Linked DNA regions of Homo sapiens: region 2 is linked to region 1. A link is a loop called in an ENCODE intact Hi-C map of the cell type or tissue named here. Cell type or tissue: heart right ventricle. All regions are shown on one strand. Each heading gives the region's core, and the rest is flanking DNA. Links, peaks and the distances in the headings are about the cores only.

Region 1 (11,645 bases), core at 1,682-9,681:
CTTGTTAATATAGGAAATTACATTGATTGGTTTTTGGTTTTTGTTTGTTTGTTTTTAAGAGACAGCTTCTCACTGTCACCCAAGCTGGAGTGCAGTAGTGAAATCATGGCTTACTGCACTTTTGACCTCCCTGGCTCAAGTGATCCTCCCACTTCAGCCTCCCAAGTACCTAGGACTATAGGCAAGTGCCAGCACAGCTGGCTTTTTTTTATTTTATTTTATTTTTTGGTCAAGACAGGGGCTCATTATGTTGCCCAGGCTGTTCTTGAACTCTTGGGCTGAAGTGATCCCCCTGTCTTGGCCTCCCAAAGTGCTAGAATTACAGGCATGAGCCACTGCACCTGGCCTTGATTGGCTTCTGGATTTCAAACCAGCCTTGCATTCTTAGAATAAACCCCACTTTGGTCATGATGCATTATCCTTTTTTTTTTTTTTTTTTTTTTTTTTTGAGATGGAGTCTCACTCTGTGACCCAGGCTGGAGTGCTGTGGCACCATCTTGGCTCACTGCAACCTCCACCTTGTGGGTTCAAGCAATTCTTCTGCCTCAGCCTCCCGAGTAGCTGGGACTACAAGCGTGAGCCACCATGTCCGGCTAATTTTTTTTGTATTTTTGGTAAAGATGGGGTGTCACCACATTGGCCAGGCTGGTTTTGAACTCCTGACCTCATGATCCATCCACCTCAGCCTCCAAAAGTGTTGGGATTACAGGCGTGAGCCACCCTTCCCAGCCACATTATCCTTTTTATATATTGTTGAATTAAATTTGCTAATATTTTGTTTAGAATTTTTGCATCTGTGCTCATGAGGAATATTGGTCTGTAGTTTGCTTTTCTTTGTCTGCTTTTTGGTATCAGGTTAATCCTTCATTTATGGAATTCATTGCAATATTCCCTACTTTTCAATTTTCTAAAAGAATTTCAGTAGAATTAGTCTTATTTTATTTTTGTGATTTTGTAGACTTCATCAGAGCAGCAAGCCATCTGGATATGGAGTCTTTTGTGACAAAGCCTTTAACTACAAATTAAATGTTTAAAATAAGTATAGGACTATTTAGGCTATTTCCGCTTGAGTGAGCTTTGGTATTTTGTTCCTTTCAAAGAATTTGCTCTAACTTGTTGAATTCGTTGGTGTAGAGTCATTCATAATATTCCATTATTATCTTTTAATATCTGTATAACTTGCAGTGATGTTGCATCCCACATTACTGATATTGTTAATTTGCATCTTCTATCTTTTTTTCCTAATCACCTTAGCTAGAGGTCTATTAATTTTATTGATTTATTTTTTCAAAGAAGCAGTTTTGGTTTCACAGACTTTTGCTGTTGTTTTTCTGATTTTTATTTCATTATTTTTGCTGTAATCTTTATTATTTTCTTTTTTCTGTGCATGTTGAGTTTAATCTTCTTTTTCTGGTGTCTTAACATGGAAGCTGAAGTCACTGATTTGAGACCTTTTTTTCTATTCTAACATAAGTGTTTTGTGTTGTAAAATTTTCCTTAAGTGCTGCTTCAAGGGCATCCCAGACATTTTGATATATTGGATTTTCATTTTCACTCCATTTAAAATACTCTCATTTCTCTTTCGATTTCTTCTTGGCCCACTGATTATTTAGAAGTCTGTTATTTAGTTCCCTAATATTTGGGGTCTACCCAGCAATTTTTCAGCAGTCATTGATTTCTAATTTATTTCCATCGTTGTCAGAGAACATACTATACGTGACTTAAATTCTTTTTAGCTTATTGACACTTGCTTTATGGCCCAAAATATGCTATATTTTAATAAATATTCCCATTGTCACTTGAAAAGAATTTACATTCTGTTGTTGTGGGGTGGAATGGTCAATAAATCTTAATCAAATGAGGTTAGTTGGTAGTGTTAATGATAAAATTCTATGACTGGAACAGTAGCTTCCAAAGTGGGTGTATGCATCCCTAAATGTATGAAAAATGATTTATTGAGGTACAGAAAGAAATTATTAAAATTAGGCCAGGTGTGGTGTCTTACATCTGTAATCCTGGCACTTTGGTTGGCCAAAGTGGGAAGATCACTGAGCCCAAGAGTTCAAGACCAGCCTGGACAACATAGTGAGACCCTATCTCTACAAAATATTTTAAAAATTTTAAAATAAGAATTAGCCGGGCATGGTGGCACATGCCTGTAGTCCCAGCTACTCAAGAGCCTGAGCCAGGAAGATCTCTTAAGTCCAGGAGGTCGAGGCAGCAGTGAGCTGCAATCATGCCACTATGCTCCAGCTTTGATGACACAGCAAGACTCTGTCTCAAAAAAAAAGAAATTATTGAAATTTTATATATATATAATTTAATGTATTATGTATATAATTTGCTAAAATTATATATAATTATTAAAATGAAAAGTATATTTATAGATAGTATCATATACTTTTTATTTTTTGTATATTGTTACAAATTACAGTGTATTTGCTACAGGATGTCATGAACATGATTAATATTTTTAAAATTCTAAGTGATAGACTCTATACAGTACTTTGTACTGAGATGAGGAGATACTATGCAATTTTTTTTATCCCACAGGCAGGTTGACCAGCATAGTCTTTCTCCTCTGGAGGAGCTCTTGAAATAATTTCCAGGTCTCAGGGGACCTCTGTATAAAAATTATTTTATCTAAGCCCATAGTACATTAGCATGATCAGTAAGTTGTAGATATAACAATCCAATAATAATTGCCAATGCTCTTTTGAGTAGAGAATGATATCTTTTCCTGAAGATCTGTTTATTTTGGCTTACTTATTTGCCTATCTTTTTATGTGGTTCCTCCTCCCAAAAAAAGACATTATGTCTACTTCAATTTTTACCTTATCCAAGTAGGTCCCAAACTCTTATCACAAATTTCTACTAAATGAGATTCTACTGTGGTTGCTATGTCTTTTTAACCATCTGTCCCTGAAATAAAATCAGATAGTTAAGATTAGCTTACCTTTCTTGAAATGAATCTCCCTAGTGGCTTTTCATAAAATTTTAAAACTCATATAGTAAAAATAATACATTTTTGTTATACAGGCTTAAGACAAAATGAAATTTTTCTAAAGGTAGAAGGAGTTGATTTAATTTATATAAAGGTTGTAAATTGATTTTAATTAATGTTATTTACAACATGAAAATTTATTGAAAATGTTAAAAGAAAGTTAGTAAAACTGCAAAGAAAACAATATGAATAAAAATGGCCTAAGACTGTTTTAAGACAGTTTAAAAGCGTTTCCTTACTGAGTGACATGATCAGGCTGCCTGATACGGTTTGGATATTTGTTCCCTCCAAATTTCATGTTGAAATATGATAAAGTTGGAGGTGGGGCCTAATGGGAGGAGTTTGGATCATGGGAGCAGATCCCTCATGAATGGTTTGAGGCTGTCCTGGTGGTAATGAATGAGTTCTTGCTCTGTTAGTTTATACGAGAATTAGTTGTTTAAGAAAACACTGCCCTCCACCTTCTCTCCCTTTTCCTCTCTCACTTTGTGACATTCTGGGCCCCCTTCACCTTCAGCCATGATTGGAAGCTTCCTGAAGGCCTAGCCAGGAGCAGATGTTGGCATCATGCTTCTTGTATAGCCTGCAGAACCGTGAGCAAAATAAACCTCTTTATAAATTACCCAGCCTCAGGTATTCCTTTATGGCAACACAAAATGGACTAACACACTCCCATGTAGGCCTAGCAATTACAAAATTATTATATACATGTATTACTTTCTTGATCTCTTTAATTGGTCTATATAAAAGTATTAAAAGTGTATTAAACACTTTTTTTAAACTAAAACTAAAGAATGGACTCTACCCCTTAATTGAAACTTGTGCTTGTGTATTTGCTTGTCAAATACACAATTTTCAACATAAATATGACAATTTCAAATGCTTCTTAAAGAAGAAAAACCAGCCTGAGCAATATAAGGCGATCCTGCCTCCGCAAAAAAAAAAGAAAGAAAAATAGCCAGGTGTGATGGCATGCATGTGTTGTCTGAGCTACTCATGAGACTGAGGTGGGAGGATGGCCTGAGGCCGGGAAGTTGAGGCTGCAGTGAGCTCTGATCATGCCACTGCACCAGCCTGGGCAACAGAATGAGACCTTGTCTCAAAAAACAAAAACAAGAAAAAGTTTATTTACAAGTTTAAGAAGTTAAAAACCAACAAGGCATGGTGGCTCACGCCTGTAATCCCAGCACTTTGGGATGCCGAGATGGGAGGATCACCTAAGGTCAGGAGTTCGAGACCAGCCTGACCAACATGGAGAAATCCAAGTCTCTACTAAAAATACAAAATTAGTCGTGCATGGTGGCGCATGACTGTAATCCCAGCTACTCGGGAGGCTGAGGCAGGAGAATTGCTTGAACCCGGGAGGCAGAGGTTGCCAAAAGCCAAAATTGAGCCATTGCACTCCAGCCTGGGCAACAAGAGCAAAACTCCATCTCAAAAAAAAGAAGTTAAAAACCACCGAGGTGTTCGTTGCTTTCCCGTGAATATCAGAAAACTATTTTTTCATAGAAATCCAGTTTGTCAAGAGATAGATGAGTAAATCTCATCTTCAGTACATGATCAGACTGTAGCTCTATTTAAGAAAGTTGACTATTTTTGTCACATCATCCAGACTTTTAAAATTTCTTCTTTGACAGGCTTTGACACCAGCACCTCTCTATGAAGAAAAGAGTGTGTTGTGAACGAAGTCAGAATTTCCTGTGTTCCCTTTGCCGCTCCTGGAGTTCACTGGTGAGTCCTGTCAGTATAGATGCCCACATATTTCTTCCAGATCAGACCTTTTCATTCCAGATACAACGACAGAACATTAAATGCACCCGGGGCCGGGCACTGTGGCTCACGCCTGTAATTCCAGCACTTTGGGAGGCCGAGGCGGGCGGATCACCTGAGGTCAGCAGTTCAGACCAGCCTGACCAAAATGGAGAAACCTGTCTCTATTAAAAATACAAAATTAGCTGGGCGTCGTGGTGCATGCCTGTAATCCCAGCTACTTGGGAGGCTGAGGCAGGACAATCACTTGAACCCGGTAGGCGGAGGTTGCAGTGGGCCGAGATCGCGCCATTGCGCTCCGGCCTGGGTGACAGAGCGAGACTCCGTCTCAAAAAAAAAAAAAAAAAAAAAAAAAATTTATCCGGGATTTTGCTTGTTTGGGACAGCTCTTTGCACCAGAAAAAAAAAAAGTCTTGAAAACCACCTTGTTTAAAAATCTTACAAATGTTATGATATTAATTAGCCAGGTGTGGTGGCCTGTGCCTGTAGTCCCAGCTACTTGAGAGGCTGAGGCAGGAGAATCGCTTGGACCTGGGAGGCTGAGGTTGCAGTGAACGAGATCGCACCACTGCACTCCAGCCTGGGCAACAGAGCGAGATTCCATCTCAAACAACAACCACTAATGTTATAATATGACATTTATTGGTAAAATCTGTTGATTCATCAACCTACATAGAGAACCATTTGTTTCCGTTTATGGCATGTATCATCAATACGTTGACTAATGGTATTGAGAGAGAAAACTTTTCATTTTCGCATGCTACATCTTGTCCTAGTATTTTATGTTTGTTTGTTTTTAGAGACAGCATCTCGTTATGTTGCCCAAACTGGACTCAATCCTGGGCTCGAGCTGGCCCTAGCATTTTATTTACTCTAATTTAGGTTCTCATTACTGTGTGCATTTTCCTTTTCTGGACATTAAATAACTGCTACTAAATAGCTTGCTTCCTGAGGCTATTCACTGACTACGACTTTTTTTTGTTTGTTTGTTTTTTAACAAAAGCTTTACTGTCTTTCAATGTTCCAGTAACCACCGAAAATAATCTGCCCTTTTACTTGTCAAATGTCTGTGCTTTGGAGTTAAGAGTCTTTGCAGTTTTGCCAGAGCCATTGCTGGATGTGTAAGTTGTTTACCACAGACAATGCACAAAGGAATGGAACAATTTGGATTACCAGAGTTCCTTGTTGTCTGGTGTAGTAAAATGCTTCAAAGGATTAAAATTCTTGACTGGGCATGGTGGCTCTCATCTGTAATCCCAGCACTTTGGGAGGCTAACATGGTAGGATTGGTTGAGGCTAGTAGTTTGAAAACACCTGGGCAACATAGCAAGATCTCTTCTCTACAACAACAAGAAAATAACAAGGCATGGTGGCACATGCCTGTAGTCCTAGCTACTCTGAAGGCTAAGGCAGGAGGATCATTTGAGCCCAGGAGTTTGAGGCTACAGTGAGCTATAATTACACCGCTGCACTCTAGCCTGGGCGACAGAGTGAGACCCTATCCCCAAAATAAATAAATAAATAAATAAATAAATAAATAAATAAATAAATAAATATCGGTTAAAACTCTTCATCAACCCCATCAGAAGAGTCCATGGATCTAGGCCTATAATATTTTCTTCTGTCTCATACCTTGTCTTCAAAAATCACTGGATCACTAATAAAATATAAAATGGTAGAGCACAATAACAGCCACACGGGAAAAATTATTTACAAAATAAATGAAATTTTCGCTATACCAATTTAGTTCTAACCTATACAATCCATGCTTTCAGTGACCATTGCTTATGAATAAGTGAAATGAATGGACGCATGCTGTAAGGCGTGGGAGGGAGGCACTGGGAAAACCATTATAAGGTACTTGTACTGTGAAGCAGTACACTATTACTTTAAAGTGGGCTTGCATTAGTTATACATGTATATTAAAAATTTTAGGGAAACCACTAAAAAGAAATATAATTGATATGAGAGAAGAGAAAATGGAATCTTAAAATGCACAATTAAAACCAGAGAAGGCAAAAAAACAAAAACAAAAACAAAAACAGAGAAGGCAGAAAAAGAGTGGAAGATAAAAAAAGAAACAGAACAAAAGCAATGAATAGAAAAGTTTAAAATACAGTAGGTATTAATCCAATGATATCAATATTCACTTTAAATGTGAATGGCCTAAGTACACCAATTAAAAAAGACTGTCAGAGTGGTTAAAAAAAACAAGTCCCCACAAGATGAAAAAATTAGAAAAAAAAAGGCCTAACTAAATTTTGTTTAAAAGAAACCCATTTTAAATATAAAGATGCAAATAGAATAAAAATAAAAACTTAAAGAATTATGCCATGCTAATACTAGTCAAAAGAAAACCGGAGTTCTACATTAATTTCAGACAAAGAATTTAGCACAAGGGAAATTCTCAGGGATACAGAGGAGCAGTACAAGATTTTAAAAATCTCCAAGAAAATATAACAATCCTTAATGTGTACATACCTAACAAGAGTGTCAAAATACATGCAGTGAAACTGATAGAACTGCAAGGAGAAATTGATGAATACACTATAATACTTAGAGACTTCAACACCCCTCTATTAGTAGTTGACAGATCCAGTAGGCATGAAATCAGTAATTATATAGTTGAACTAAACATAAACAGCACCATCAATCAACTGAATCTAATTGACATTTATAAAATACTTCATCCAACAGCAACAAAATACACATTCTTCCCAAGCTCACATGGAACATTCACCAAGAGAGACCACATTCTGGGTGATAAAACAAATCTTGACAATGGGATTAAACTAGAAATAATAACAGAAAGATAGCTCGAAAATCCAAAAATATTTGGCAATTAAACTACACATTTCTAAATAATCAGTAGGTCAAGGAAGAAGCCTCAAGAGAAGTGAAATTTTAAAATATTTTAACTCAATAAAAATGAAATTATGACTTATCAAAATTTGTCAGATGCAGTGAAAGCAGTGCTTAAAGGAAAATTTATACCATTAAATGCTTATATAGGAAAATAAAAAAGACCTAAAATTAATCACTTAAGTTTCTGTCTCAGGAAACTAGAAAAGGAGGTGCAAATTGGCCAGGCGTCATGGCTGATGCCTGTAATCCTAGCACTTTGGGAGGCTGAGGCTGGGGGATCACCTGAGGTCGGGAATTCGAGACCAGCCTGACCAACATGGAGGAACCCCGTCTCTACTAAAAAAAATACAAAATAGGCAGAGCGCGGTGGCTCACCACTGTAACCCCAGCACTTTGGGAGGCCGAGGCAGGAGGATGACAAGGTCAGGAGTTTGAGACCAGCCTGGCCCAGATGGTGAAACCCTGTCTCTACTAAAAATACAAAAAAATTAGCTGGGCACAGTGGTAGGCACCTGCAGTCCCAGCTACTCGGGAGGCTGAGACAGGAGAATCGCTTGAACCCTGGGAGGTGGAGGTTGCAGTAAACCGAGATCGTGCCACTGCACTCTAGCCTGGGCAACAGAGCAAGAATCCATCTCAAAAAAAAAAAATTAGCCAGGCTTGGTGGCACATGCCTGTAATCCCAGCTACTCGGGAGGCTGAGGCAGGAAAATCACTTGAACCTGGGAGGCAGAGGTTGCGGTGAGCTGAGATCGCACCATTGCACTACAGTCTGGGCAACAAGAGCAAAATGCCAAAAAAAAAAAAAAAAAAAAAAAGGAAGGAAGGGAGGGAGGAAGGAAGAAAAGGAGGAGTAAATTAAATTAAACATAAGCAGAAAAAGAGAAATTATAAAAATCAGGGCAGAAAACATCGAAATTGAAAACAGGAAATCAATAGAAAAAGAATCAATCAACCCAAAACTGTTTCTTTGCAAAGATCAGTGAAATTTATAAATCTTTACTCAAACTAATGAATAAAAATAGGAGACACAAATTACTAATATCAGAAATGAAAGAAGGCATATCACTATGAACATTAAAAGCGTAATAAAAGAATGTGATAAATAATTATATGCCCACAAATTTGATAATCTAGATGAAGTAGACCAGTTCCTTAAAAGACAATCTACCGAAACTCTCACAAGGAGAAATAGATGATATAAATAGGCCTGTATCTACTAAATAAATTGAATCAATAATTAATAACTTTCCAAGACAGAATGTACCAGGCTCAGATGGATTCACTGGTGAATTCTACCAAATATTTAAGAAGTAAATTATAACAATTCTCTATAGTCTCTTCCAGGAAATAGAAGCAGAGGGAATACATTCTAACATTCTTTGAGGACAGCATTACCCTAATACTAAAACCAAAGATATTACAAGAAAAAACAACTACAGACCAATATCTCTCATGAATATAGATACAAAAGTCCTCAACAAAATATTAACAAATAAAATTCAACAAATCTAAAAAGAATTATACACCATGACCAAGTGGGATTTATTTTAGGTATACAAGACTAATATGCAAAATCAATTAATATGACTACATTTGATCTTAGCCAAAAGGCTGAGAAGAGATGAATTAATGTAAGTTATTACACCAAGACACTAAAGAAGATAAATCATATGATCAAATACAGAAAGAGAATTTGACAAAATCCATCACCCATTCATCATAAAAACTCTCAGCAAACTAGGAGTAGAGGGGGACTTCCTCAGTTTGATAAAGAACATCTACAAAAACCCCTACAGCTAATGTCATAGGTACTGATGATGCTTTCTTCCTAAAATTAGGAGCTACACAAAAGAGTATACTTTCACCAGTCTTATTCAACATCATTCTGAGAGTCATGGCTAACACAATAAGACAAGACAAGGAAATAAAAGATATACAGATTGGCCAGTCGCGGTGGCTCACGCCTGTAATCCCAACACTTTGGGAGGCTGAGGTGGGTGGATTGCCTGAGCTCAGGAGTTCGAGACCAGCCTGGGCAACATGGTGAAACCCCGTCTCTACTGAAATACAAAAAAATTAGCCGGGCATGACGGTGTGTGCCTATAATCCCAGCTACTCGGGAGGCTGAGACAGGAGAATCACTTGAACCCAGGAGGCAGAGGTTGCAGTGAGCCGAGATCACCCCACTGCACTCCAGCCTGGGCAACAGAGTAAGACTCCGTCTCAAAAAAAAACGAAAGATATACAGATCAAGAAGGAAGAAATAAAACTGTCTTTGTTTACAGATGATGATTTTCTATGTAGAAAATCCCAAAGAATTGACAAAACAAACAAAAAAGGCAACTAATTCCTGGAGCTGATACGCACTTATAGCAAAGTTGTAGGATACAAGGTTAATATACAAAGTCAGTTGCTTTCCTCTATACCAGCAATGACCTATTGGAATTTGAAATTGATAACACATCTTCAGTAGCGTCCTTAGCTTAAGAAAGAAAATAAAAAATAAAAATAAAGACACAACATCATTTACATTAGCACCCTGAAAGAAAAAGAGAAATACTTAGGTATAAATTTAGCAAAATATGTACAAGAGCTATATAAGGAACACTATTAAACTGTCATGAAAGAATCATGGATAGGAAACTCAATATTGTTAAAATGTCAGTTCTTTACAACATGATCTATACATTTAACGCAATACCAATAAAAATTACAAGTCGTTTTGTAGATATTGACTAACAGATTCTAAGGTTAATATGGAAAAGCAAAAGACCCAGAATAGCCAACACAATATTGACGAGAAAAAGTCAGAGAACTGACGCTGCAAAACTTCAAGACTTACTGTACAGTAATCAAGACAGTGTGGTATTGGTGAAAGAATAGACAAATAGATTAATGGAACAGAATAGAGAGGCCAGAAAGAAACACACAAATATAGCCAACTGATCTTTGACAGACAAGCAAAGGCAATTCAACGAAGAAAGGACAGTCTTCAGCAAATGATACTGAAACAATTGGACATTCACATGGGAAAAAAATGAATGTAGACACATGCCTTACATCTTTCACAAAAATTAACTCAAAATGGATCATAGTAAAATGTACTATGTAAAATGCAAAACTATAAAACTTCATGTAAAATGCAAAACTACATGTAAAATGCAAAACTATAAAACTTCTAATGTAAGGCATTAATAATAGGGGAAATGAGGACCAAAGTGGGTGCAGAGAGAAGGGAAGAATATGAGAGTTCCCTGTACTTTCTGCTCAGCTTTTCTGTAAAACTAAAACTGCTTTAAAAAAAATTAAGCCTATCAATTATTGTAAAACTAAAACTGCTTTAAAAATTATTTTTAAAAACTCCATCTGCATAGTTAAATATAAAAAGCAAACAACTTTTAAACAGGATTTTCTAACCTACTTAGAGGTTTTCCAGAGCACTCTAAATGAATTTTGAACATATTTATTTAAAACATAAACATTAAGGCTGGGTGCGGTGGCTCACATCTCTGATCCCAGCAATTTGGGAGGCTGAGGTGGGCAGATCACTTGACATCAGGAGTTTGAGACCAGCCTGGCCAAAATGGTGAAACCCCCGACTCTACTAAAATACAAAACTTGGCGAGGCGTGGTGGCAAGTGCCTGTAATCCCAGCTCCCTGGGAGGCTGAGACACGAGAATCGCTTGAACCCTGGAGGCAAAGGTTGCAGTGAGCCGAGATCGTGCCGCTGCACTGCAGCCTGGATGACAGAGCAAGATTCTGTCTTGGAAAAAAAAAAAAATCCATAAACATTACATATTCTGATTAGTTTACAGGAACAATTTATTGTCATCAGGGAAGATGAAAATTTATTTGCTATTTAGAATCCTTCCTTTCTCGCTTTCTTTTTCTTTTCTTTCTTTTTATTTTAAATCAGGATCTTTCTTTGTCACCCAGGCTGGAGTGCAGTGGCGTGATCATTGATTCGGACAGGAGGCAGAGAAATTCTAGGCAGAAAAGAGT
Region 2 (11,645 bases), core at 1,655-9,654, 60 kb before region 1:
ATGCACTCTGCCCCTTTCTGGGATACAAAGGTATGGCTGGAGCTTTGGCTGCTATCCTGGACTCTGAAGACAGGAGACACCCTGGGAATAACAGAGGTACAAGGTGCTAAGTCCCTAAGAGTTTCACAATGCAGAGCTACCAAACATGCTGTGGACGTCTTACTACCGATTTCTGTGCAAGAAAAAAATTTCACTTTTGCTTAAGCCACTGTAATTGTGGGTCTTTTGTTACTTAAAAGCAAACAATCCTCAATGACAGTTTACTGCAGGAAATTACATGGACACATACACAAAATCCCTGTAAGGTACAGAGAAAAACCGAGTTATCATTTATCTGAATTGTTTAAAATAGAAAAGGCTTAGATTAGAGGTTTGGTTTACAGACTGATTTTAAACTAATTCTTTCGGTCCTTCATGTTTCCAAACAAAAATGCAACAGCACATGGTGGCTTAGAACGGAGTGTGAAGACATATGAATCAGGGACTGAATCCCAGTTCTTTCACAAAGAACCTGTTAAGGCCTCGGGCAACTTACTTCTCCAGACCTTAGATTTTTCATCTGTAGAATGGAAACAATAATTTTTACTTCATGGGATTGCAGCAAGGAATAAAGGCAGGGCTTGGCTTAAGGTAAGCACTCAATATATGGCAGCTACTACTATTATGACTACATGGTATTGGTAAACTGTTGTAGAGTTCTAACTCATGTGTGATAGAAATAAAAGACAAATGCTGCTAATGCGAAGTAAAAAATTTTAGCTGGAAATTCATTTGATAAAATCGTTTAAGCTGGGCTAGAACAGAAGAACAAACATCAATGTTTTTGTCCCTTTCCTCTTGTCTGCTATACTAACCTTCTATATCAAAAATGGACATGAAGAAAGAATATCGCTTTTGCGCCCTTTGATTCATGAACTGGGACTAACCTTCTGGGACAGGAACAAGAAAAAAATGATCTGGATAACAAGTTCTAGAACTATAATTTTTGCCACTTAAAAAATTCCCCAAAATACTCCTAGTAAAATGAGGTCATCTCTGATAATTTAAATATTAAAAATCTATCTATAGCTAGAGGAAGACTCAAAACCCCACCCTGCAAATACTATAAACTCCAAGGAGTTCCCTTGTTTCTTTTTCATATCCTCCCAGTTGGCACACTGTTACCTGACAGAGCTCCTCAGCCACATCCAGCATTCCTTGTCGAAAGAAGTGCTCCACCATCACCTCATTGAGAAGCCTTTGGCTGTCTGCCTGCCAGCAGCCATCTATTCCCACACTGCTAATGTCAGAATCAAAATTCTGGGGAAAAGAAAGAGAAAGGGAATCATAAATAGATTATTTTCACCCCACTTAACAGGAAAAAAATGGTCTTTGTTTCAGTCTGAGATACCCCAATAAGAACCCAACTGCAATTTATAGCGTCCCAAAGGAAGGAATTTTTCCACTGCTCCTTTCTAAAACTTGTCATGCTAGAAGAGTAAATAGGTATATTTTTAGATAATGTTTTTTTAAAGTAGATTTAATAATGGTGTCCATGAATAAAATAAAATCAAGCGAATGAACTGATTTCTAGGCATTATATGCAGCAATATTTTTAGAGGAATGCAATGATGACCTGTAAAAGCATGCCCACTGCAGCACTGTCTATAATGGGAGGGGAAAAAAGGAGAAAACACATATGCCTATCAACATAATAATCCATGGCACATCCCAACAACTGCAGTATTGAGGCTGAAAGTGGTTGTGGGGGCATGGCCAACTAGTTAAGAGAGTGGTTTATCTACACCTCTGGGTTTGCCTTTGAGCTATACATGCATGGTCCTGACTCTAAACAGCATACTACAGATTTTGAAAACTGAACTAGGGAATAGACCTAATTCCTAGGTCCCATATTGGCTACCAGGTGTTACACACACAGGACAAATCTAAATAACTGTAATGGCTTTAGAAACAAAACTAACACTGAAACTACAACCCAGAAAAGACTGGTTAGAACTTGTGGCCTGAATCCAACAAGGTTGATTGCCTGCTAAAACAAAAATACCAACACTCTCCACAGAACTTAAACAAGACCCAGAGTACTATAATACATATTCAAAATGTTCAAGATACTGCAAAATTACTTGGCATACAAAGAACCAAGAAAATCTCAACTCACATGGAAAAAGATGATCAACAGACACCAATGCCAACATGACAGAGATGCTGGAACCATCCAAAACTTTAGGGCAGTTATTATAAAAATACAAACAATCTTGAAACAAAGGGAGAGACTTAGCAAGGAAAAAGCTGATAGAGTAACCAAAATAAAAAATTCATTGGATGAATTTTTCAACAGCAGAAGCAAAGTGGCAGTGCAAAAAGTCAGTGAAAATCAATAGAATTCATCCAATCTGAACACCAGTTTAAAAAAAAAAAAAAAACAGAGCCTCAGGGACCTGTGGGAAAATTACAAAAGCTCTAACGTGTGTGTCATCGGAATACTAGGAGAAGAGAAACAGTATGGTACAGAAAAAAATAGTTGAAGAGTATTTCCCAAGTTTAGCAAAAGACATAAATCTCAGATTCTAGAAGGTCAGTGAACTCCAACATGGACAAATTCAAAGAAATCTGACCCAAACATCTCACATTCAAACTGTTAAAACTAAAGATAAAGCAAAAAATCTTGCAGGCAGCCAGAGAAAAGTGACATGTTACTTACAGGGGAACCATGATTCAAATGACTACAGATTTCTCAACAGAAACTATGGAGGCCAGAAAGAAGTGGCATGACATTTGTCAAGTACTGAAAGAAAATAACTGTCATCCTAGAATTCTATATCCAGTGAAAATATCCTTCAGGAATGAAGATGAAATAAAGACATTCTCAGACGGAGGGAAACTGAATTTACTGCCATCAGACTTGCTCTAAAAGTATTGCTAAAGTCTTCAGACAGAAGAAAATGACACCAGAAGGAACATGAAACATCAAGAGTGAAAGAAGAGCAAACGTACATCACAGTGTGAAAGCTTTCCCAGCCTAATTCCACTTCAGCACCCTTTATCTTTCATAGGCATTGCTCCCTAATAAATGTTTTGCATTTCTTTTTAAAAATATATAAACTTAACTAGACAAGGCCATTTAGATTTAACTAAAATTGCAATCCTAGTCAACCACTGCTTAAATATACAGTCCAACCAATATGGGATTATTTTACATGATGTACAAGAACAGGTAGTAAGTAACCAGCAACAGCAACTGCAAACAACCCACTATTTACAATCACAATGCAGGAGTGCTTTTCTCCAAAATTAAGCACATTTTTCTCCCTATAAACAGCTATCTACCCTATCTCTAGATGTGAAAACAGTAGCCTAAAACTGAATACATACATTAAGGTTTGGAATCACTCAAGACAAAACAAACACAAAAAACCAAGAATATTGTCAGTCTTAATTTTTATTCATTTCCTTTTCACAGACATTTTTCTTAGCCAAGTATTTAACCTAAAGAATAGAAATAACGGGGTGGGCATGATGGCTCACTCCTGTAATCCCAGCACTTTGGGAGGCCGAGGTGGGAGGATCACCTGAAGTCAGGAGTTCAAGACCAACCTGGCCAACATGGTGAAACCTCGTCTCTACTAAAAATACAAAATTAGCTGGGCGTGGTGGTGGGTGCCTGTGATCCCATCTACTTGGGAGGCTGAGGAAGGAGAATCGCTTGAACCCAGGGAGGCAGAGGTTGCAGTGAGCCGAGATCACGCCATTGCACTCCAGCCTGAGAGACAGAGCAAGACTCCATCTCAAAAAAAAAAAGAAAGAAAAAGAAATAATACAAAGTACCTAGATGCTAAAGCAAGAGCATCCATGCATATAATGAAAAAACTGTTAACTAGCACTGAAGAACCACAACTGCTTGTATAAGATTATGTTTAATTTCTATTTATCAGATTCTGCCTGTTGAGAGCTAATTTTATAACAGTTCATCAGTATTTTTAAGTAAATTATTTTATCTTTATGCTGTCTATGACAACTACAACACCGGAGATGGTACTGCTTTCTGTCTCTTCTGGAGTAGAGCTCAGAGGCTGATCAACGCTGTTCTCTCCCAAATTCCACTTCCCAAAGGGCCATTCAAATGCATAAAGGAATGGGTTTCTAAAGATCTGAAGATGAGTTTATTACAAACTCAGGAACCTGCCCATAACTCTCTAAATGTCTAAATGCACAGTATAAGGAAAGAATAGAGAGATGAATTAAGAAAGTTCTCTCACTAACTTATCAACTGCATTAAATCCAAATACAACCTTCAGGTTTCTACTTATTCATTTAATGATTTTTCCCCAAACAACAAATTTATTAGTACCTATTCCTTAGGGAAAAATAAAACAACGCTGGAAGACACGCTGGTCAGCTCAAAGCACAGATCATGTTGAAACAATTTTATCCGGTAATATATATATTAGGTCAGAATTTTAATAAGCTACCATCTGACAGTACTTGCTCAGATCAAACAAAATAATCCCTTCAATTCTTTCCTTAATATACATATTAAAAGTAAATATTCATCAACTAGAAAATTACAAAAAGAGTCTAATATTTAAACAATTTTCTTTGGGTTTGCTACAAAGTTTTACAACAATGCCCTATGTGTATCTCTATTTTCTTAAGGCTTACTATGGTCACTACTACATAGGTAAGAAAAGTCAAACACCCTTACACTCAAAATCTAACTACATTCAAGCTCGTAACTTATTTGCTGCTCTTGGAAAAGAAGCATGAATAAGCAATGCATTCGATTGTTTTCTGGACACTTCTGAGCTCCCTTCTACCATTCTGATTTTCCAGTATAAACTACTGAGGTAGATAAGTAAACTTCCATAGCTTATTTTCTGGTCACATGCATTAAAAATTAAAGCTAAGATTATAAAATATATAGAGGTTGAGGAAATGCAATACACTGTCAAACTCCTTTTGTTATAACTGCAGGTTCTTACTCACTGTTGCATCAGAGCTAGCATTAGTTCCAGCTTCTGTTGCTAGGTAACCAAGCTCATTTGCATGGCTGTCCAGAAAATCCACAGCACTGCAAACCAGCCAAGAGGTGGCTAATGAAGAGAAATACCATCTATAATTAACATCTTCTGTCTTACTATACTTTTTCTTTTCATATTTTTTAAGCAAAGAAAAGCTTTGGCATCCTGTTCTTAATTGGGAAGAAAGGATCCAAACAAGAACCAAAAGCAAAAAAGCACACATCCAAGGGTGTGTCCATCCGGAGAGGATGTTCTGACTTGGAAGGAGAAATCCAGGACATACTAAATCTAGAAGCTGAGGCAGAAGAGGAGTAAATAACTTTGATACAACATCATTATGAAAGTGTGCGATCTAAACAGGCCGTATCATGCCGTATCATGAATACACAAATCAGTCGGAAATGGCTTTCACTGTTTACCGTCAAAAACCCATCCGTTTCTCAAATATATTTTATAAAATTATAATGACTGAGCAGACAGTGGTCACAATATATATAAAACTCAGTATTTAATTCCTAAGTACCAATTCCCTAATAGTATTAACATGTATTTTGAAACTTCTCCATCTACTTTGAAGAAAAATTAGTGTATGAACCAACAAAATGTGCTATTGTTGCACCTACCAGGAATTAATTTCCCTTTTAAGCATCCAGTTAATCTGGTTTAGCAGTGAGAGGCAGACAGCAAAGGATACTTAACAGAGTAAGAAGACCTGGATTCTGGTTCTCCTCAGACTAACAGACGATAGCTACTTCGCATACAAACCACACAAGATTAGTATTCAGAAGAGTTTGAAACAAACACACACCTCTCAATAAGAAAGATAACTTAACAGAAAAAATGGACAGAACATGAAATGCACAAATGGGAAATTCCTAATGTTAAACATGAGAAGATGCCCCACCTTCAAGATGGTCAAAGAAAGGCAAAATTAGTACAACTAGATACTACTTCACACCCATCTGATTAATCTTTAAACATTTGAAGTCTGATAATACCAGGTATAGGTGAGAAATGAGGAAGCAGGAAGTGTTATAGGTGTTTGGTAGGGCTGTAAATTGGTATAAACCCTTCAGGGGAAAATTTTACAATACCTAGTAAAGCTGATAATGAGGCACCTGTCCTATGATGAAATAATCCATATTTAGGCATATACCAGATAGCAGTGCTTTACAAACCAAGGGCTGGAAAATAAACTTGGTAGTGTGTCATAATCAGCATTTTGTAGATGCATTTTTTGATGTAGACATTCCATATTCTCCTTACGGTATTTATACCTCTTCTTTGGTTATCAACATTAAGAGAAAGGTAGATTCACACTGTTATGTTATTGCTTTATTTAAAAAATGAGGGAGTAACGTGCCAAACCACTCTGCCAGGCCTTTCTGTCACATTTGCATCCCTATCCCTCCACTATTAGTTATCTGCCTTTCTGTGGCTATTTTATTAATTCTTCCAAGGATGATATGTATCTCTTACCATTCTATGGAAAGGAGAGAAATTCATATGTAGAGTGGGTGCCCTCAGGGCACTAGAGATGAATTCTCTCAAGGAACTCCAGTTGAGAAAGGTTCCTCCAAGTCTTAAAATCTGGGTTTTAATCCCAACTCTGTGACTTCAGGCAGGTTACTTACAAATCTAAGTTTTCACATCTGTATCTAGAGACAATAATCTCGACCTTACAAGTCTTTGGTGAAGATAAAGGTAAATAATGTACATGAAAACCTCTATGAGTATCCATCCATCAGTAAACCTTTAATACACAGTAGCTGAATCTGAGAGCCAGGCCAAACCTAACCAAAGCTGAATCTGAGGGCCAGGTTGCCACCAAACCTTCTGCTTCTGTATTTAAAAGAATCCTTATTAGAAAATATAAACAAAAACAAATACACGAAAGCATGCAGAGATATTAATATTCATTAATTTAAAAGCACTTAAATGCAATTGCAGACTGGATTAGCTAGCACAGTTTAATGGATATTAAGTCCTTTTGTCCCTCTCTACCCAACACACAGACCTTGTTTATCACATACCAACATAAAAGGCAGTTCTGGACTGCTCACCCAGAACTATCTTAAAATATTCTATATGTCATTTTTTTATACCATTACTCCATTCACTCCTTAATACAGTCAGCATTTTGCCTCACCAATGTAGATACTCCACCCAGTGGCAAAAGATCTGTTTAGATAATGAGGTTTAAAATTTTTTTTAACTATTATTGTTCCCCTTCAACATTACCAGCTCTGCAATGGCCTCAGTGATTTCCTAGTACAGCACAGTGTTTAAGAACAGATTCTTGAGTAAAAACTTTTTCCAAACCTTGATCCACTACTTCCAAATTATATACCTGGGTATTGAGTCTCAGTTTCCTCATATATAAAATGGGAATAATGTCCCTGCATCATGGGATAGATATAAATGTATGTAAAGCACTTAGCTCACTATCTGGAACATGGTCAACACTCAATATGTGATAGCTATTATCCTCCTACCTATGACTACTATTTAGTCTGTTTTCATCCTACTTAATGAGGTCAAGTAAATCCTCAACTGCTTTCATCATCTGATCAAATCCACACCTCTCAGGCCTTCCATCATTTACCTTTCCCTATTCCCAACAGGAGCAGTCACTCTAATCAAGTCAATCTTGAAGCATCTTAAACATGAGTCAGGCATATTCTCAGTTGCTGTTTTGCCCTTTCCGAGCCTCAAGGAAAAATCTCATCTCACTGTTCTGCTGCTCTAAATCTTACCCACTCTTCCAAGTCAAATTTAAGATAGCAACTACCTTTACTTTATAATAAGCAGTGTCTATTCCATGCAAACTTCTTTCATGTAGCCTCAGAATTTTTCCAGTTATTTTACATATACAAAACAGCAATCTTATAAAGGACATGTAGTATGTGGTCAGCTTTTAATTATACCACATCAGATTTGAGATATTAAAATCTTTAGTACTATTTAACACATATGCACACATACCTAGAAGTCTAAAGCAATAATCATTTTTATTGACTTTTCTTAGGAAGTAAACTTTAAAAGTCAATTGACTAAATAAAATACTGAATAAAATACCCTAAACTGGACTGAATTCTAGATTATCTAAAAATGGGAGAGGAAATCAAGAACAGCCCAAATACATTATTTTTACTAAAAAAAAAAAAATTGTCACAGAACAAATATTATTTATTTTAAATAAATAATGGGCCAGGCACAGTGGCTCACACCAATAATCCCAACAATGGGAGGCCAGGAGTTCAAGACTATCCTGGGCAACACTGCAAGACCACATCTCTACGCAAAAATGAAAAAAATTAACTGGGCATGGTAGCAAGCGCATGTAGGCCCAGCTACTTGTCTGGGACTTGGATGCTGAGGTGGGAGGACCACTCGAGCCCAGGGAGGTCAAGGCTGTAGTGAGCTGTGATGGTGTCACTGCACTCCAGCCTAGGCAACAGAGCGAGACTCTGTTCATAATAATTAAAAGCCAAACAATATCTTGGCTACCACCACCAGAAACTTCTATTCTGCTTATATTTTCAGAGACATGATAGGTAGGGAACTTTAAAACATAAGTATTAAAATATAAAAGGAAAAATACCACTGAGCATGACTAAAATTTACTAATGTTTCTCACTCAAAACCAGCCTGCTCATACAGGAGCCACTGGCTTCTTTGTCCTCATCCTGTAAGGGTGGGAGCATGTGTCCATAAAGTGGTACTCACAGGCTGATGGACATTCCAGTTTATTACTCAGGTCTGTTTGGCATGGTTCTTAAAAGCCTTATGCCACACTGGATTCAGCTTTATCCTGTTTGGTCACCACCAATCAGGTCCACCCAGCCTTTACAACAGGCTGCCCAGAGCTTACACAACTACCAGGTTCAAATTAAAAGAGCTCCTGGAGGACTTAACAAGTCAATGCAGTCTTATGTGAAACAGCCTACACGGAATTCCTGATGTATGTGAGAAGCCCATTCACAACGTCTAGGTACTTCTATTGGGGAAACAGCTTCCTCTTCAGCTGAGGCCAAGTAGATGCCAAAAATACGGGGAGAGTGTGTACTGAAAGATACTAGGGAACTGAGCTAAAAGATCCAGGCTTTCCTCTGTGGTGGCAGACTACAGTACCACAAACACTATTCAGTGTCAGCTAAATAATATAGTATGTATGTATGTATTTTTTTTTTTTTTTTGAGATGGAGTCTCGCTCTGTTGCCCAGACTGGAGTGCAGTGGTGCAATCTCGACTCACTGCAACCTCCGCCTCCCAGGTTCAAGCGATTCTCCTCCCTCAGCCTCCCAAGTAACTGGGATTAGAGGAATGTGCCTAATTTTTTTTTGTATTTTTAGTAGAGATGGGAGTTTGCCATATTGGCCAAGCTAGTCTCGAACTCCTCACCTCAGGTGATCCGCCTGCCTCGGCCTCCCAAAGTGCTGGGATTACAAGTGTGAGCCACCACGCCCAGCCGACTAAATAATATAGTTTCATATGACGAATGAGAAGAATCCAGAATCCAGGTCACCTAGAACCAAAACTACTTTCACAGGAACATGAAACAATTTTTTGGGCTGGGCACTACTCAGGAGGCTGAGGCAGGAGAATCGCTTGAACCTGGGAGGCAGAGTTTGCAGTGAGCTGAGATGGTGCCACTGCACTCCAGCTTGGGCAAAAAGAGTGAGAGTCCTTCTCAAAACAAAAACAGAAACAAAAACAAAAACCAAAAACACCCCAATTTTTTTGAAAGAAACTGTATAAGAATTACTTGAAAAAGTCCTTATAACTTCCAAGGGCATAAAAAAAAAAAAAGTCCTCAAAAGAGCAATGAGTAAATTAAAATATGTGATTAGGAATCTTTACCATGAACACATCCCCCTGCCCAAATAAGCCAGAATGTAGATTATTCATTATAAATGTGTTCCCTTGATATCCACTTCCAAAAAGATACTTCCATGTTTGGCACCAAGTACATCCAGATAATGTTTTGCCTTAAAGATTAGTCAAAATATCTGACAACCCTTATGAATATCTATAAAGACCTGCTAGGTCTGGAGTAAGAGATGCTCAGCCAGGCACCAGGAGCAAGCAGGACAAGAGCAGAAGAAGATTCTGATCATCATGACAGGACAAAAAACATAAACTAGGAAACAGGGACATACATGGCATATATGGTCAGCCTACCAGCTGCAGAAAGCATAATTGGTGAATTATTTGCCCAACTGCTCCAGATCCTGGTCAGTAGCCCACACACTAGAATTATAGTTGCTGAGCCCATCCCCCCTTATTCCAAGAATCTCTGATTGGCTGCCTTGGAAGCTTTAGCTCTTCTCACTGTCATACCACCTTTGGTTCTACTGTCCAAATGCTGACCTTCTGTTATAACTGCAGGCAGCCTGGTGGTCAAGCAGATGTCCCCAAGAACTTCCTGGGGTTCTCTCTGAACTTTGAGCCATTTAGAATCACCAGGATGCCTTGGTCACTGTCAACATCAAAATGTGAATCTTCTTAGACACCACCAGTAGTTACTGTACCTCTAGAGGAACTGAGGGTTCTTCACCCACAAATGAAGACCATCTCTAAAGTGCCCCATCACATTCTAGAAGGATACAGCTGCTGGAAGAAAATAAAGTGTCCCACCACCACTCCCACAGTTCTTAAGCTCATACACACCAACAACCACTCCAGGAACCAACTGAAGACTTCAAATATCATAGTACCAGAGAGGGTTGATGCCAAACCCACTTCTAAAACTGTGTTCACTCTCTTGGAGTTACCAAACAGGCTTCACAACCTCAAAGCCATTTCACAATCTCCCCAAAGTCTCAATCTCCCCACAATCTCCCCAGTCACAATCTCCCCAGAGTCTGCCTTCCCAGACTTTGCTGGTGACTGCCATCACTGACATAACAACGTGGCTGGAACCCTGCTGCTGCCAAAACCACCCTCCGACTCTCTGGCCAAGTCAAACCCCTCACACCACTATGGGAGTAGTGAGAACTTTCTGAAAGGCCACTAACACTTCTGTAAGCCACAACTACCAAAACAAGTCCTCTGAGCCCATGCCACTCACAGTCTTGTCATACCACACCTACCAGTGAACAGTATTGCCTTATAAGCATATAGTTCTGACTCAAGCAGCGTCAAGCCTAGCCTTTTCACAGGATAATTTCTAACAGTTGGGTCTACCCATGAGTTACACGAACCACTCTCCAGATTCAATGAGCTTCTATTACCTCTGTTACAACTATCACTCTTGTGAGTACAGACTAAGTTAACTCATAAGACTGTTTAGAAGATGCCTTTGCTACAAAGGGCACTCCTCGAAAGTTCTTCCTACCCTCCCAGACATTTACGATGTGTGAAGAGAAATGCCCCAACCAGTCACAATCTCCCCAATGTCTGAAGTAGTCAGAGGTATCACACAGTAACCTTGAACTACTTCTCTTAGGTGCCAATAGGACTATGAACTCCATGAATAAAATCAGCTGGTACTAAAAATGGTAACTGCTTATAAGTCAACCACCAGGTCAAAGATGGCTTACTCAAAAAATGTCACAAGAAAAAAAACATCAAATCAAAGTGACCAGCCTCACTGCCTAGCAACCAACTCACTCACTCATTCAC

What was found. Hi-C counts contacts between places; a loop is a spot of excess contacts. Peaks named below come from ENCODE experiments on the same cell type or tissue, not always from the same donor. Only the 100,000 strongest peaks of a DNase experiment are listed, where the experiment ranks them.
Region 2: a loop joins it to region 1, with 8 times the contacts of the local background. A loop is called at or near these places in 4 of 110 quality-filtered maps.

The regions. Positions count from the first base shown.
Region 1 is chr2:86,681,322-86,692,966 of GRCh38, reverse strand. RNF103-CHMP3 (RNF103-CHMP3 readthrough) reads left to right here. Exons shown (of 8, transcript NM_001198954.1): 2 at 4,642-4,735. Among named protein-coding and RNA genes, the nearest start is that of RMND5A, 33 kb to the left of the region's middle. In heart right ventricle, for the core only: no CTCF peak of the experiment used is centred there; no DNase peak of the experiment used is centred there.
Region 2 is chr2:86,741,550-86,753,194 of GRCh38, reverse strand. RMND5A (required for meiotic nuclear division 5 homolog A) reads right to left here. Exons shown (of 9, transcript NM_022780.4): 3 at 1,165-1,299. Among named protein-coding and RNA genes, the nearest start is that of RNF103-CHMP3, 26 kb to the right of the region's middle. In heart right ventricle, for the core only: no CTCF peak of the experiment used is centred there; no DNase peak of the experiment used is centred there; H3K27ac peaks cover 1,936 bases.